Linked DNA regions of Homo sapiens: region 1 is linked to region 2. The links are chromatin contacts, found by Hi-C or POLR2A ChIA-PET in ENCODE. All regions are on one chromosome and are shown on one strand. The core of a region is the stretch at or near the end of the contact, and the rest is flanking DNA. Distances in the headings are between cores, read along the strand shown. Region 1 holds the start of POP4 (POP4 ribonuclease P/MRP subunit). Region 2 holds the start of VSTM2B (V-set and transmembrane domain containing 2B).

Region 1 (7,405 bases), core at 3,324-5,823, 80 kb before region 2:
TTACTCCTGAAGGTGAGGAGAGAGGCCAGACAATGAGTCCTGTCTCACCCGCCTCGCTGAACACAGCCCAGATTGGTAAAGGAAGGCTGCCCTCTTGTGGCAGACGACAGAGAGGCCCCCTTAGCTTAGGTGGAGCCAGGCTGCCTCCCCAGCCACTCAGCCAAGTTCACACACCAAGAAGGGTAAGCACCGCGGGCAGAAAGACGTGGGGAGCTCGGGTTACCTCTGCTGCTCTGGTTTAATGTCAAAGAGCCGCAGCTCCCTCCTTTGCCTGGCAGAGAGGCCTTTGGCTTTCTTCTTCTTCTCCTTGCGCTTGTGGCGGGTGAAGTACTCCAGGACCACCGCCTTGCGCTGCAGCTGGTCCTCGCGGGCCTGCGGGCTCATGCGGGGCGTGCTGCGCTTCAGGAAGGCCCTCACGAAGGCCTCGGCCCGCTGTGCTCCTGAAGGCTGCAGGCGGACAAGGGGGTGCGGCGCTCACTGCTCCGGTCTGGGCAGCCCAGGATCCCAGGCATCCCGCCCGCCATTCCCGGCAGCTACTGCAAGAGCAAATGGGGCCCATCCCTTTACCTACTGAGGCTCTCAACCTGCTCATCCGCCATGCATCTGCTACCCACAGCTGCCGAGATGTAAGTCACACTCACACACCAATTCATGACCGTTTGTCACACACAACAGCGTGTCAAACGCTCACTTCCTGCTCTGGCCCTGCTTTTCTGAGGTTATTCTGAAAGGACCAAAACCTTTCTATCTTGAAGAAGAATTCTCTCATCCTTGGCAGAAGAGAAAGCTTGAGAAATGTATAACAAATATATTCAACCAGGCATGACCAGATGAAAGTGAGCTCAGAGTAGCACTAAGCTATGGAGGAAGTGATCCTAACACTACAGAAAACAGCAAAACTAGGGCTCCAGGGTCGGCCAAGCCTCAGGGCGCAGGGACCCTGACACTGTGCCCTTAGGACAATACTCCTTAACCGGGTTTCCAGCTCTGTGGGCATGGTGTGGCCACTCTCCAAAAGGTCCGCTCCCGCCCCGCAGACCATCACTTGGAGGAAGGTACCGTCGAGAGCATCTCAGGCCCCAGGCTCGCTCTCTCTGAAGGGTGTCACTGAGAGCAGGGCGTCAACTTACCATGAATGAGCACAGGCTCTTAGAGAGGACTTCTGGGAAAAATGACTGTCGTAATTGTGTGCAATTCTCAAACAAACAAACAAACAAACAAACAAACAAAGAAACCCTCCAAGCTCACTACCTCTCAGGTTGGAGTTCCAATAACGGATTCCTCATTTGGTGGCAATGCCACTGCCCTCATGCCTGCCACAGACCTGGGCAGTTCTCTCTCCTGAGGGCCTGTCTCCTGGCTGGGCTGTTTCCTGAGCTCTTTTTGCACTAGCCAGGTGCTAAATGCTAAGACTGAGGCTGACAGACTGATGCTGATCTGTCAATAGTAACGCAGCCTTCCTTCTGTGGGAGAGCAATGGGGATGGGAAGATAGGGTACATATAGCCTTCGAGGGAGCTCACAGTATGATGGTGGGAACTCTGCTTCAGCTTTGCACCTGTAGATGCTAACTAAAAATTAATTCACTCTCGTCATTGTGACTATAATAGGACAATGATCTGATTCTCTTAAATACCTGAGTGGCTCATCTTTCATGGAGAAGCAAAATAAAGGTATACTGGTCTTTCAAAATCTTGCTTTCAAGGTAATGCTCTCATTATGAGCCACAAGAGGAACTTTTGCAAAACTGACAAAGCAGGCCGAGGCATTCAGATATAATCTGTAAATTTCACTTATGATATGTGATTGCACACCTTCTGCAGAAGTGCAGAGGGCACAGTGACAAGGTTGAATGATGCTGCCCACCACGTGGGCACAGCCTGGTGTCCCCAACACAGTGGGAAATGATAAAAGGTTAAGGAAAGCCTCATTTTACCAAACTTGACTTTGGCACAACAGAAAAGGAGGCTGGCACGTGGGAACAGGTAATGAGAACTACAGACTTTGATCCAGCCTTAGATGTCTGCCAGAAAAATGAGGAGTATGATGTGGGAAAGGACATCTCAATCAGTGCTGGGGGCTCAGAAGCTACTGAGCCATCTTTGCCATCACCTCTGTTGCTCCTGGACTCCCTGCCAAGAACTGACCTGGACATCGGAGTCATTCGCCTCTTTCTGAGACAATGCATGGTAGATCACACCTGGGGGATTAAAAAAAAGAAATGATCAATTCTTGTTGGGTATGGCTGTAAGACCCAAGACTTTTCTAACTATGAAAATAACTACGCCACTAGGCGCAGTGGCTCATACCTGTAGTCCTAGCACTTTGGGAGGCCAAGGCGGGCGGATCCTGACCCAAGGTCAGGAGTTCAAGACCGGCCTGGCCAACATGGTGAAACCCCGTCTCTACTAAAAATACAAAAATTAGCCGGGGATGGTGGCTTGCACTTGTATTCCCAGCTACATGGGAGATTGAGGCAGGAGAATCGCTGGAACCTGGGAGGCAGAGGCTGCAATGCGCCAAGATCGTGCCATTGCACTCCAGCCTGGGTGACAGAGTGAGACTCTGTCTCAAAAAAAAAAAAAAAAAAAAAAGAAAAGAAAAGAAAAGAAAATAACTACACTTCTACACTTATAGCAGAACAACTGCTTATTCAGAGATAGGAGAAGATGAGGTTGGTATTAAGAGCAAAGCTTTCTTGGATGCCTCTTATCCCACCCTCTGGCCACATCTATGCTAGAAGTTCCAAGCACATGGTTTAAAAAGAATGCTTCTCAAAATTTAACGTGTGTAAAAATCTCTGGGATCTTATTAAAATGCAGATTATTGGTCTCCTACCCTAGATCCTGAGTGTTTAACATATTCCCAGATACTACTGCAGGTCAGTGAATCACATTTTGAGTTGCATTGGTTTAAAATACCCCAAGTTAGAAGCTTGAGCACTTGCTAACAAGGTAACTCATTAAAAGTTATATGATATAGCTGTCTAGGATGTAGATGGTTAGAAATAGGTTTTGTTAACTGTAAGATGTTTAAAAAGATTCTTCACATTTTAATATGAAATTATAATGTGTCACATAATCGATGGTGTCCTGAACTGATAAAATACAAGTTTTTCCTTTAAACTCAAAATATACATTGGTCAATAAAGTTTCAACCTCTAAAATAAATTCCACACTTCTGTTTCTTAATTTTTTGAAAGAAGAAAACCATGGCACTGGGGACAGAGTACAGGTGTGAATGGAATAAGAATGGGACTACTAAGGCCTGGTTTATGAGCTAAATAGCTAGAAAATGTAATTTACACTATACTCTGTAAATTTAATTCCAGCTTTCTTGTACTTCCCTGAGAATGTTTGATGCAAGGTGGTTACAAGTTTTTTTTTTTTGTTGTTTGTTTGTTTGTTTTGATACTGGGTTTTGCTCTGTTGCCCTGGCTGGAGTGCAGTGGCACAATCATAGCTCACTGCAACTTCGACCTCCTGGTTTCAAGTGATCCTCCCACCTCAGTCTCCTGAGTAGCTGAGACTACAGGTGTGTGCCACCACACCTGGCTAATTCTTTTTTTTTTTTTCCAGTTTTTGTAGAGACAGGGTCTCGCTATGTTGTTGCCCAAGTTGGTCTTCAACTCTTGGCCTCAAGTGATCCCCCTGCCTCAGCCTCCCAAAGTGCTGGGACCACAGGCGTGTCCCACCACACCCAGCCAGGTATGTTTGTTTGATCAAGCAAACCAATGTGGTTGCAAGTTTTATATATAGCATCTAGTTCTCCCTCAAATGGAAGATGGGGATTATAAACTGTAGAGAGCAACTTGCGGGGCCTGATAACTTTGCTTCATCTGTTACAGGTGCTTAGTAACAGACTTGGAAGTCTTTCTGCAACAATACACATCTAACAATTACTGAACATCCATTACTTGCCAGAAACCTCATTACAAGGTACACATATTTTTTCTCATTACACTTATGTGCATGAGCAAACTGAAGCTCAGACATGCCGAGACAATCTACTTGATCATATAGGTAGAAAGTGGCAGAGATGAAAAATAAAAATTCTGATTGAAGGCCCAGTCTTAACGGTGTCTACACGCCCCTCCTTGGCACATGTCTTCTACCCCTAAGGACCAAAGCTTTGGGTTAGTGATATCATTCCCCAGCAGCTCTCGGCGCTTTGCATCAGGTTAAGAGTGTGAAACCAGCTCGCAGAAAGGAGCAGGATCTTGACCGCGGTCACCCCGGGAGATAGTGGCCAAGTTGAGCCAAGGCCTGGAACCCTCCTCTAGCATCGCACACCACTGAGCAGCCTCCGGGAGAACCTGCCTCCAGCCCTGACATCCCTCCCTAGCTCAGAGGTCGAGCCAGGCTAACCCGTGCTCCAGCCCTCAGTTTTTCTTAGGTAGGGTGGGCCCATTCCTGTAGCGGTTCTGTTAGGACTCCGCAGCAACAGGTAGCCCGGACCCATTTCACCCACCAGTACCAAGACCCCGACCCTTAACGTCCCCAACCCTCTCCAACTTCGCGGCCCCGCTTACTCTTCATTCTCGGACCGCTTCCGGCGCTCTCTGATGACGCACTGGCAGCTGCTGTCGCAGACTCTCGGAGCTCGGAGATGGCGCTATGCGTGACATCACCGGCGCTCGCCCACCTCGGGGGCGCATGCGCCTGGAAAGGGATTCGGCTACTGAGAACGTCGTAGGCGGTGTTGCTGAGCAGTGGGGAGGAGTGGGCTCGCTTCCTGGGGTCTTTTCCGCCTGCATCTTTTGGGGGACAGGCAGTAGGGTTGGGGTAAAGGCATGTGGAATGCTTGCTAAGGCCTGGAGTGGAGCGAGGCGAGGCGACTTGGAGAGGACTCGAAGGAGGTTGGGGATCTGGGAGGGCGGAAATGGGACGGGGACGGTGGGGTGAGGTCTTTGTCGTCCCTAATCAGCGCCCTTACGGATGAGCCGAGGCAGCTTCCGCTGTGAGCACGGGCACCGAAGCTGGGACAGCAGGCTTAGGTTCTAGTTCCGTGTCTGCTGCTAACTAGCTGTTTAACCTCGCTTAGGGCACTTCCCATCTGTAAGCCTCACTTGCAGTCTGTGCTGTGAGTGGGGTCGGCCTCACAGGTAGTGATGCGCCGCCTGGGTCCCTTTGATAGTTTCAGAAAGCTTTCTTGAGACTCAGAATATTTATTAGTTTTTATCAATAAAAAAATCATAGCAATAAGATCAAAGGTGGCTCACACCGTGGGAGGCGCAGGCGGGAGGATCTCTTGAGCCCAGGAGTTCGAGACCAGCCTGGGCAACATCGGGAGACCCCATCTCTACAAAACATTTAAAAAAAATTATCCAGGCGTGGTGGTGCGTGCTTGTAGTCCCAACTACTCGGGTATCTGAGGTGGGAGGATCAGTTGAGCCCAAGGAGTTTAGGGCTGCAGTGAACCTGGATTGCGCTACTGCACTCCAGCCTGGGTGACAGAGTGAGACCCTGTCTCCAAAATAAATAAATAAATTCCATATAAATAAATAAATGAATAAACAAACTCCATTGCTCAGTGGAAAGGTGCAGGAAGGCCTGGTGCAGACTTCTCAGCAGTGACCCAGTGTTGGGCAGAACTGTGGAGCCCCAATTTCTGCTGAGCACTGGGCCTGTGCTGGGTGGGAGAGAAAAGAAATACGGTCCCTTTATGCTAAGTCAGTGGTTCTCAACTTTGAGTACAGTATACATTTCTTTACAGGGGATTCTGGGAGTATGTCCAAAGGTTTTAGTTTGAGAAACATTGGCTTAAACAATTTCTTTGGTGGTGACCTTGTACCATTTTGATTTTAAACATTAGACTGCAGGCACTGAAATTGGTTCATCCCAGTGACCCCGCGTGCATTGACTTTATAAAATTTATGTATTAGTTTTTGCATATGTAGTACACTTATGCATTTATTTTATACGTATAAAATTTGGAAAGACCACATTTAAACCAAAACATGCTGCCTTTGCAGATGCCTGAAAATTGTAATTTATGGGACTGATAGAGAACTTTTATTATTTTTAAAATTAACCAATAAGAATTGTATGTATTTATGGTATACAATATGGTTTGAAATGTGTATACATTGTGTAATGGCTAAATGAGCTATGAGCGATGCTAATACACTCATTTTGTGATGAGAACACTTCAGACCTACTCTCAGTGAAATTCAGGTTATTAACTGAAATTCACTGTTATTAACTATAGTCACCATGTTGTACAATAGAGCCCTTCACAAATGTGAACTTTAAAATCAAATGAGACAGCAGAAGATGTTAGCCAGTTTCAGAGCTGTGTACTCAAGGGGGGCCCTTTTAGGCAAGACCTCTGTGATTATGGAGATTAATGAGAAGACCTGTGTCTTTGAAAGTTTTTTTCTAGGGTTGTTAGGACTCTTAACTCCCAGTTGACTCCTTCTGGGATCCCTGGATAACTGCCAGTCTCCCCTCGAATTCCCTGATGGTGGTGGGGTGGGTCGTCCTTGAGTTGCAATTACAACATAGTTCCTTCATCATTAAAATATTTTTTTTTTTGAGACGGAGTCTTGCTGTGTTGTCCAGGCTGGAGTGCAATGGTGTGATCTCGGCTCACTGCAACCTCTGCCTCCTAGGTTGAAGTGATTCTCCTGCCTCAGCCTCCTGAGTAGCTGAGATTACAGGCACACACCACCACGCCCAGCTAATTTTTGTATTTTTAGTAGAGACAGGGTTTTACCATGTTGGTCAGGTTGGTCTCGAACTCCTGATCTCATGATCCACCCGCCTCGGCCTCCCAAAGTGCTGAGATTACAGGGGTGAGCCACTGCGCCCAGCCTAAAATATTTTTTAAAAAGCAAACAAACAAAAAAAATAAAAAGCAAACAAACCACTTGATTATTCTCAGAAAATGTTTCTGTATGCAGAGAGATACCTGTGAGGATGTTTGTGATTTTTGTTTATAATAGCAAAAACTTAAAAACAATGCTATATTTGATCATAGTGGATCAAGCAAATTAACTATGTGCTAATTAGGTAATTAGGTATGCTAATTAATGCATTATTAAATGCATTAATTTACCTGATTAGTTAGCACACACTTAATTTGCTTGATCCACAGACCAAATACAGGATCACAATCACAGGGTAAGCTTTCATTTCAAATTTCTTGGTATCATACCTGGAGATTCGTTTTTATCCAGTGGGTCTCAATAATCTGTTTTTATAAGGTGGGTCCCAGTAATCTGTTTTTATAAACTGTTCCTAGGTATGGCACATTTGTTACAGTAGGTAGGTAGTCAGGTATGAGCAGGGCAGGAGAAGGCTCCCCGCTACACACACCAGGGGTGTTGGGCCACCATCAGGTGATGGTCAGGTGGTTGTTAACTGTTTCTCTAAAGTAATTGGCCACAGCTGGCGCTAGGGAAC
Region 2 (7,597 bases), core at 4,826-7,325:
GTTGATTCATCATACACAATGCATGCCTGAGAGTATTAGGGCTTAATTCTCTTAGGGCAGTGAGCTGACAAGGGCTGCTTCTGTCTCTCCTCACTGGTCTGCTGGCTCTATGTCATGCCCAGAGTGACTTTGGAAGCCTCCTGCTGAGGCTGGTACTCTCAGCCTGGGTCCCTGGATGACTGCATGGAACAGAGCCGCCACATGCCCTGGGGCACTCCAGGGCAGGACTTGATATGAACGAGGAATATTAAATTTGAATTGTGTCAAGCCACTGGCCTTTTGGGGTTTATTTGTCACAGCACCTAGTGATATCTTAGTGCAGAGGGTGGAAAGTTCCCAGCTGGGCTGTGGAGGCTCTTTGCAGGTCCCTACCTTCCCCAGTAGCCTGAGGGACAGTCTTGTGGGCTCCTGTGTGGCATCCAAGACGGATGAGGCCTTCGGATCAAGCCAATAGCCTGAGACGCACTGAGGCGGCTGCTACAGTGGGTAGAGCTAAATGAGAGACAGAACTGAACTGATGTGCCAGGCAGACTGCAGGCTCAACTGTCGGAGGGCTTGAGAGTTAGCCAGGGAGGCAGGATGAGATGGTGACACTAAGGACATGAAGACCTGCCCCAGCGGATTCTGCAGGTAGTCCAGGAGCCTGCAGGAAGACCACCCTTTGAGAACTACCACTGTAGGGGTGTGACAATGTGCTCCATCACATCTAGGAAGTTTCACATGCACCTGTACCCAAAGCCAGGCTCCCAGGGCCATGTGGCCAGGAGAGATGCTCCCTGTGGGACTCTGCATCAAACAAGACTGAGGAGAGGGGCCAAGGGAGGGAGCAACCTGCTCACAGTCAGGCACTGGGGTGGGCTCTGAGGCCCAGCTTGGAGCAGGGGGAGAGAGTGGGGGATGCCTTGGGAGGAGGGGCACACTGGGCAAGCCTTTCTACCCTCCATAACCGCCCCCCACCGCCCCCACCCCTGCCTCTGCCAATGGCTCCTACCGCCCCAGAGCTGCCTACCAGGGGGTAGTCAAGCCATCATTTTCTCCTCCTTCTGCCTTCTCACATCCCGCCCCCCATCCCCAATCCCTTCTCCCAGCCTCTCAGCTCCCTAAGAAAGCAAGCCTTCCCCTCTGGGTGCCTTCCTAACAGTGGCTTAGGGCTCAGTCCTTACTGCCCCCACCCCAAAGCCAAAGGGAGAGGATCTGCGATTTACAGCAGAGTGCAGAGCTGCTGCCTAGGGCCATCCTGCATTTAGCCAAAGAGGGCGTAGGTTACACAGCCAGGCCCCTCCACACCCTTGGACAAAGTCTGTTCAATCGAGCACACAAAATAGAAACCAACGCAACTCAAGTTTTAACCGCCTCCCGCTCTCCAGCAGGTGCCAGTGCCCCCATCTGGGGATAGCTCATTTCCACCACCGGTGGTGGCTGAGTACTGGCCCCTTGCCACCATCGGAGCTCAGCCCTCAGGGTCCAGTTCTCCAAACCCAAAAGAGGTCGCCTCCCCACACTACAGCCTCCAGCGTACCCTGAGGTAGCTGGCAGGGCAGCCCCCTCCTCCATTCATAAATGCACATCAGAAATGCTTCCAGAGGCCAGGAGTAAAGACAGAGAAACCGCGGGAAGAAGGCCCTGGGGGGGGCGCTCCCGACCTAACTAGGAAGGAGTATGCATATGCAAATGCGCCCAGGGGGCGGGTCCTGGGTCCGGAGCCCCCCGGGGCGTCCCGGCGCAGCCCTAGCCCTGCGCCATCCCCGCGCGTGCGCCCCCTCTCCGCGATCCCTTACCCGAGCCGTGCCTCTGGCGCAGCAGGACCGCCTGTCCCGATGGCGGCGACGCTGACGAGGCAGCAGCAGCTGCCGCGACTGTGGTGGTGGGCGTGTGGGCCGCCGAGGCTGCCGCGGCCTCGGGGACTGCGGGATCGATGGCGGCGGGAGGGCTCCCGGGCGGCGGGCTCTTGTCGCCGCGGCCGGGCTCGGAGGTGGTACGGCTCGCGGCGCCCGCGTTGTTGGCGTTGGCGGCGCTGGCTGGGCCGTGGCGACGCGGGCCGCTGCTCTGGATGTGGGACACGGCCTCGGCGGCCTGCATGTTGGGCGGCGCGAAGCGCGAGAGCACGCGCAGCATCGCCTGGGCCTTGTGCTCCTGCGTGTCGTCGTCGCTGTAGTCCGACACGCGGCACTCGTACACGCCCTCGTCCTGCAGCCGCACGGCAGACAGCCGAAGCCGGTGTGAGATGTCATTGCCCTGGACGCGTACGGTCTGCAAGAGAGCAGGGTTAGAGGCCGGGCTGGGCAGCTCCCAAACCTACTCTTCTGGCCACCCTGGCCGTCGCGCCCCCTCATCCGCGCACCCCAACACTTCCCGGATCCTGGTTTGCCCACCATCACGATCCGGCTTCCCTTTCACCCGCGTCTACCCAGTGGCATAGGGCTTCCAACTCTGCGTGGACGCCAGGCAGCCAGCTCTTTGGACTGTGTCCCCACGTCCCCATCACGTTAACCAAACGCCCACCTTGCATCTGCCCCGCCCATACAAACCAACACTGCTTGTCTTCCCGTAGCTGGCGCTTCAGAAGGGCAGAGTCCACCTCTCCTTCCTCCCTCCTGCACCTTCAGGAAACCCCAGGCTGGATTCCTTGTTCCTTAACTTCCCCACGTCTTTCCCGCCCCGACGCGCTCCAACCGACAGTCCCGCCCCAGCCGGCCCTCCTCACCTCCCGGAGCACGGAGGGCCTGCCCGAATCGCTTCCTAAGGAAAGCCACCCTGTCACCGGACCCCGCCCTTTACAGCTAACACTGTGCTTTCTTAAGAAGGCAAGCAACGCTGAGGCTGCTGCCTGGCTCCCTGGCCACCTGCTACCAACCCGCCTTTCCGCGGGATCTCCAGAAGCCCCCCAGCGAAGTGCTCCTCCCCTGCGCCCCGGTGGGGACTTCGGGAAGTACTGCTCTACGGCTCTCAACAAACACCCAGGGAGCCCTCACCTCTGAACCGAGCCCACGAGGAGGCTTCGTCATCTCCAGGCCTTTCTACGCTCCAGGTGGGAAGCTTGGGCGCATCTCCTCCCAGAGTTAGCAACCCCATGACCCGGGCCCCTCGCAGCCTGGCACAACCACCCCCTACCCCGTCCCCTGCAAGCCTGCAACACCCCGCACCCAGACCCGCAATCCAGGCGGAGGATAAAGGGTTGCAGCGGAGGGCGCAGAGCAGATGCTCAGGGCGGGGCAGAGGGGGCGGGAAGCTGGCGCCACGGTCGCGGCGAGGGCGAGCAGCCGCGCGCTCCCGGTGCTAGGAGGAATGCCCGCAGAGCGGAGGCTGGCAGGCGCGAGAGGCCCTAAGCGCGCAGTCCGACCAAGGGGAGTTTTACAGGTCAGCGCCGAGCCGAATTAGGGGACTCAAGCCTTGGACCCTTGATTTACACAAAAGAGAACCCGACCCTGCAACCGGCGACAGATGGCGCCCGGACACGCCGAGCAGCCACCGATGCAAGGCTGCGATCGCTGCCCTACTTGCGCGGCCCCACATGCGCGGCCGCCGCGGCTTGCTAAGGGAGGGAGCTGCGGGACCCGAGGCGGCCAGAAGGGGTCTCCCGCGGCCCGCGCTGGGCTCCACACTTACGCTGATTTTAGTTGCATCCTTATTTGTTACCTAAAATGCAAAGAGGGAGAGAGAGACGTGAGGCTCGCGGCCTTCTGGCTAGGGGAACTCGGATCCGCCTTTAGGCAAGGGCACCCTCCTCCGGCAGGCTAGGACCGAAACCGCCCGGGGGATGGGGGTTGAGGGCACAAAGGACGTCCGGCTTTCCAAGAGTTTCCCAGGAGGAAGCGGGCTTTGGAGCTAGCATGGTGCCTGACCAACGGGTGGCTGCCCTGGTGCACACCTGCCGGCTGAACTGGGGAGACTGGATGGACACCAGGGTGGGAAGGAAAGCCCCTCTCCTTCCCTCTGGGCATCCTTAGGCCCTGCCGCGTGGCTCAAAATCCTCCCCCAGCTCACTGGGAGCCGTGAAGAACTGGAGGGAGGGCCGCTGTGTCTGGACAGCACCCAGCGGGAGGCTCAGTGGGAGTAACTCTGGGTGGGACCCTGGGAGAATGTAGGTGTGTGTAGGTGTAGGTGTGTGTGTAGGTGTGTGTGCACGCGAGCACACTAGAGTGTGTAAGAGAGTGTGGGTTTTGAGGCAGACAGGCAGCGTGGGCCTGTTTTCGGCCACAGAGAAGTGGCCCCTCTGTGCCCCTGAGGGCTGGAGGTCCTGCCGGCTTTCCGGTACTCGGTTTTCTGGTGGCCTCTGGAACGCAGCCGTGGGAGCCCTGGGGTCCTCAAAGTGGCAGAGGGCGGGGAGAGCCTGATGGGACCAAGGGGGCTTCCTTCACTACCCAGCACCCATCAGAGGGCCGCAGCCAGCGAGCACGAGCAAGCGACCAGGCTGAGGTGTGGCTCTTTAGGGGCTGGGCGTGAATGGAGTTCTGGGAGGTGGTGGGAACAGCGATGCTGTCAAAATAATTGACAGGTTTGGGGGTAACCACTGCTGACTTTGAAGATGCTTTGGGATGCGAAGGTGGAAGATGGGCTGCGCCACAGGGCGGCGCCCTGCGCGAGTGAAGCCCGCTGCTTCCCTCCCTGGGTTAGCCTTCGCCGCCCCGGGCGCGAGCCGGGCGCGCGCCGGTACCGCGTGGGCGGCGGGTTACCTTGCTCCGGGCGCCCGGCACGCTGAGCGCCAGCTCGTGCAGCAGCTCCCGGGGTGGCTCCTTGAGGTACCACCACTGAATCTCCAGCGAATACGAGGTGGCTCCGCTGGCCCGGAACGCGCAGGGCATTTCGATGTCGTCTCCCTCCCGTACTGTCACATCTTTGGGGACTTCTGTGAATGCAGCTGGGGGTGGGGAGAGAGAGAGAGGCGTGACCAGCTGTAGGTCGGGGGCCTGGGGCAACCTAAAGCGAGGCAGTCGGTCTCTGGCTGGCTGGCCTTGTGCCCCCCACCCCGCAGCTGCTCCCTGGCGCACGGCCGGAGGGGCTAGCAAAGTTCGGGGAAGCGGCTGCAGGGCCGAGGCAGGGACCGGCCATCGGCTGCCTACTGCTTCCCTCCGGATGGGGCGGGGCGGCAGGGGCGACTCGTGCTTCTCCCCCGCCCCTGGCCGCACCGCCAGAGCCTGGCTGGGGCGCGCCTACTCCCGCTCCCCGCAGGCATCCTTTCCGCAGCCGGGGCCCCGGCGGGACTGGGAACGACTCGGGCGCGGCGCTGCTGCTGCGGCGACCCTTCGCCGCTCGCCTCTCCCTACCCCTCCGGGCCCAGGCTGCACAGCGGGATTGCTGGAGACCGCGAAGCTTCCCGGTTCGTTCTCTTTCTTCTTCTTCTCGGTGGCGGCCCCAGCAAAGACCCCCCCGAGTCCACAGCGGCAGCAAAGTTCCCGCGCTCACCGTCGGCCACGAAGAGCAGCAGGGCATGCAGCAGCAGAGGCGGCAGGTATCCGAGGGCACCGAGCCGGTTCCGCTGTTCCATCTCCCGCGGGGGGCGCGGTGGCGGCGGGGGCCCGGGAGCGGAGAGGCGGCGGCCGCGTGGGCTCGGATCGGCTCCGGCTCGGGCTAGGACGCCTCCGAGCCTGCCATGGCCCCGCGCGGCGCCCCCTCCCCTGGCCGCCGGCGGCCGCCAATCAGCCCCGCTCCCTCGCCGGCTTGCCCGGTGCGGCTCCGGCGGGGGGCGCTGCGCGGGGTGTGCAGGAGACGCGGTCCCACCGGGAGGCTGCTGGCGATCGGTCAGTGCCTCTCTCTGTCCGGTCGTCCACAGGACGGTGGGGATCCGCGGTTCAGTCTCTGCCCGGCGGGCCGGGCAGGGGCTGGGCCGCGCCGGGACCCATCCCTGGCCGAGGGAGTGCGTGCCACGGAGCCGCGAGCTTCTGCCTCCCTGTCTCCTTCTGGTTCTGCTCCCGATTGCCACCTCCTTCGGCTCCCGCAGCCGCCCCCGCCGGTTCCTCCGCGGCTCTTTCCGCAGGGCGAGTGGGCGCTCAGCCGCGGCGCGCAGACCTGGCGTCCGACCCAGCGCAGCGCGGGGAGAGCGGGTCCGGCGTGGCGGACCCGGAGCCGGAGAGAGGCGGGGAGAGGGGGAGGGGAGGGGAAGGGAGGGGGCGGTCAGTGGCTGGGCGCCAAGCCGCCTCCACCGCTGCATCGCCCCCGCCCTCCCCTCTCCTGCCACAGCCCGCCCCGCCCCCGCCCCAGAGCGCTCCCCCTCTCTCCTCGGGGGTCGCTCGGAGGGACCACCGTCTTTCTGGTTGGAGTACAGCCCCGCCCCGCACCCGCTTGGGTTGGGAGTCCTCCCACCCAAACTCTCCCTGGCTTCTTCCCAGTCTGCACGGCTCGAGACGGCCGCTCATCCCTGCTCCCCGTGTGTCCCTCGGTCCTCTCTGCAGCTCCCAGCCCTCAACTCCTTACCCCAGTTTGGGCAACCAGCTGCCCCGCTGTTTGGCCCAGGCCTGGGCCATGACGGATGGGTGGGCGCCCGGGGCCGCGAGAAGGGCGGAACGCTGTGCCCAGCCGGAGACTACGCTGGGTGGCGGCGGCAGCGCCGGGAGTCTGCAGTGCGCGAGGGAGAAGTGAGCGCACAGCGCCCAGCGAGCAGGTGCCTGCGGCGCGGAGAGCGCACACGCTAGCCAGCCCGCAGCGGCCGTGAGTGACGGCAGGGGCGGCGGGGGTGGGGTGGGGTGGGGAGCGCCGGGCACGACTCAGGGCCCGGGAGGTTTCCGGGAGGGGGCGGGGTTCCTGCCCCTGGATCGCGGGTCCCTGTGTCTCCACGCGCTCTTCGCCGGTCGTGGCCCCTTCTTTGCCCGGTGCAAAGCGAGATGCCGAGGCGGCAGGAAGCCGGAACCCATCCCCCGCCTGCTCTGGCGTACTCGGCATCCCGGTACCTCCCCCAGCCTTCACCCGGAGTCTGCTCCCTCCCCAGCCATCTGAGGGAGCGCGGTCTGGTCCCCGAAGGCAAATGCGGGGTGGACATGTGGTTCGGACGCAGCGCGTAGTCATAGTCATAGGGGCGAGTCCTAAGGCTCGCCTTGGGTCTCTCCTATCTCCTTCCCCCGGGAGTCCCCAGCTAGTGCGTTTCGGCACCTCTGCCCCTACCCCGGCCCCTACGCCTCAGCTCTGACCTCAGGTTGGGGTGGGGCAGCCCGGTGGATTCACGTGCCTGCTTCCCCGGCTACCAGCCTCCCGGAGGCACCGCCAGAGGATTCCCTGGGAGCCAAGGAGAAGGAAACCCAGAGGGAAAACACTCTCCAGCAGCCACCCTGGTCCAGGCGGCCAGCGCAGCACAGCTCAGAGGGGAGGAGCTGCAGGCCCTCTCCAAGGCTGTCCTCGCCAGCGGGTGCCCGGGGCCAGCCCTTCTTGCCTCCAGTGCCTGCCTTTCAGTTTCCTCGTCTATGGCCCAGGAGTCACTCCCACCCCCTGGCTCACTGTGGCTCATCTATCAAGCCCTTGTTTTCTAAGGTCTCCTGCTGGGGGCAAAGGGAAGAAGGGGGTCCTATAGGACTTTCCTCCTTTCCCTCAAGTTCCTCTCTAGGGGCTCCACAGAGGCAGTTGCCAGCTCCTTCTGTCATGGCAGGAGCTTTTCCTAGGAAATCCCATG

What was found. A loop is a pair of places that touch in the nucleus more often than their neighbours do. ChIA-PET counts read pairs that join two places held with the same protein, here RNA polymerase II (POLR2A). Pooled maps may share reads with other maps.
Region 1: a loop to region 2 is called in a map of dorsolateral prefrontal cortex, with 4 times the contacts of the local background. The contact joins the promoter of POP4 here to the promoter of VSTM2B in region 2. A Hi-C loop is called at or near these places in 2 of 168 maps with a recorded cell type or tissue (dorsolateral prefrontal cortex and endothelial cell of hepatic sinusoid), 3 of 37 single-sample maps with no recorded cell type and 8 of 50 pooled maps. POLR2A ChIA-PET finds 5 or more read pairs at or near these places in 11 of 52 experiments (A549, H1, HEK293 and 6 more).

Annotation. Positions count from the first base shown.
Region 1 is chr19:29,603,451-29,610,855 of GRCh38, reverse strand. It overlaps POP4 (POP4 ribonuclease P/MRP subunit), which reads right to left and starts at 4,573. Exons shown (of 7, transcript NM_006627.3): 1 at 4,531-4,573; 2 at 2,147-2,199; 3 at 224-447. The coding sequence starts at 4,537. RefSeq lists enhancers at 451-962, 4,431-4,920.
Region 2 is chr19:29,524,472-29,532,068 of GRCh38, reverse strand. VSTM2B (V-set and transmembrane domain containing 2B) reads right to left here and starts at 6,075. Exons shown (of 5, transcript NM_001146339.2): 1 at 5,404-6,075; 2 at 4,674-4,858; 3 at 3,607-3,636; 4 at 1,779-2,250. The coding sequence starts at 5,485. It overlaps VSTM2B-DT (VSTM2B divergent transcript), which reads left to right and starts at 6,319. Exons shown (of 10, transcript NR_040029.2): 1 at 6,319-6,645. It overlaps LOC124904683 (a long non-coding RNA gene), which reads left to right and starts at 2,789. Exons shown (of 2, transcript XR_007067215.1): 1 at 2,789-3,028.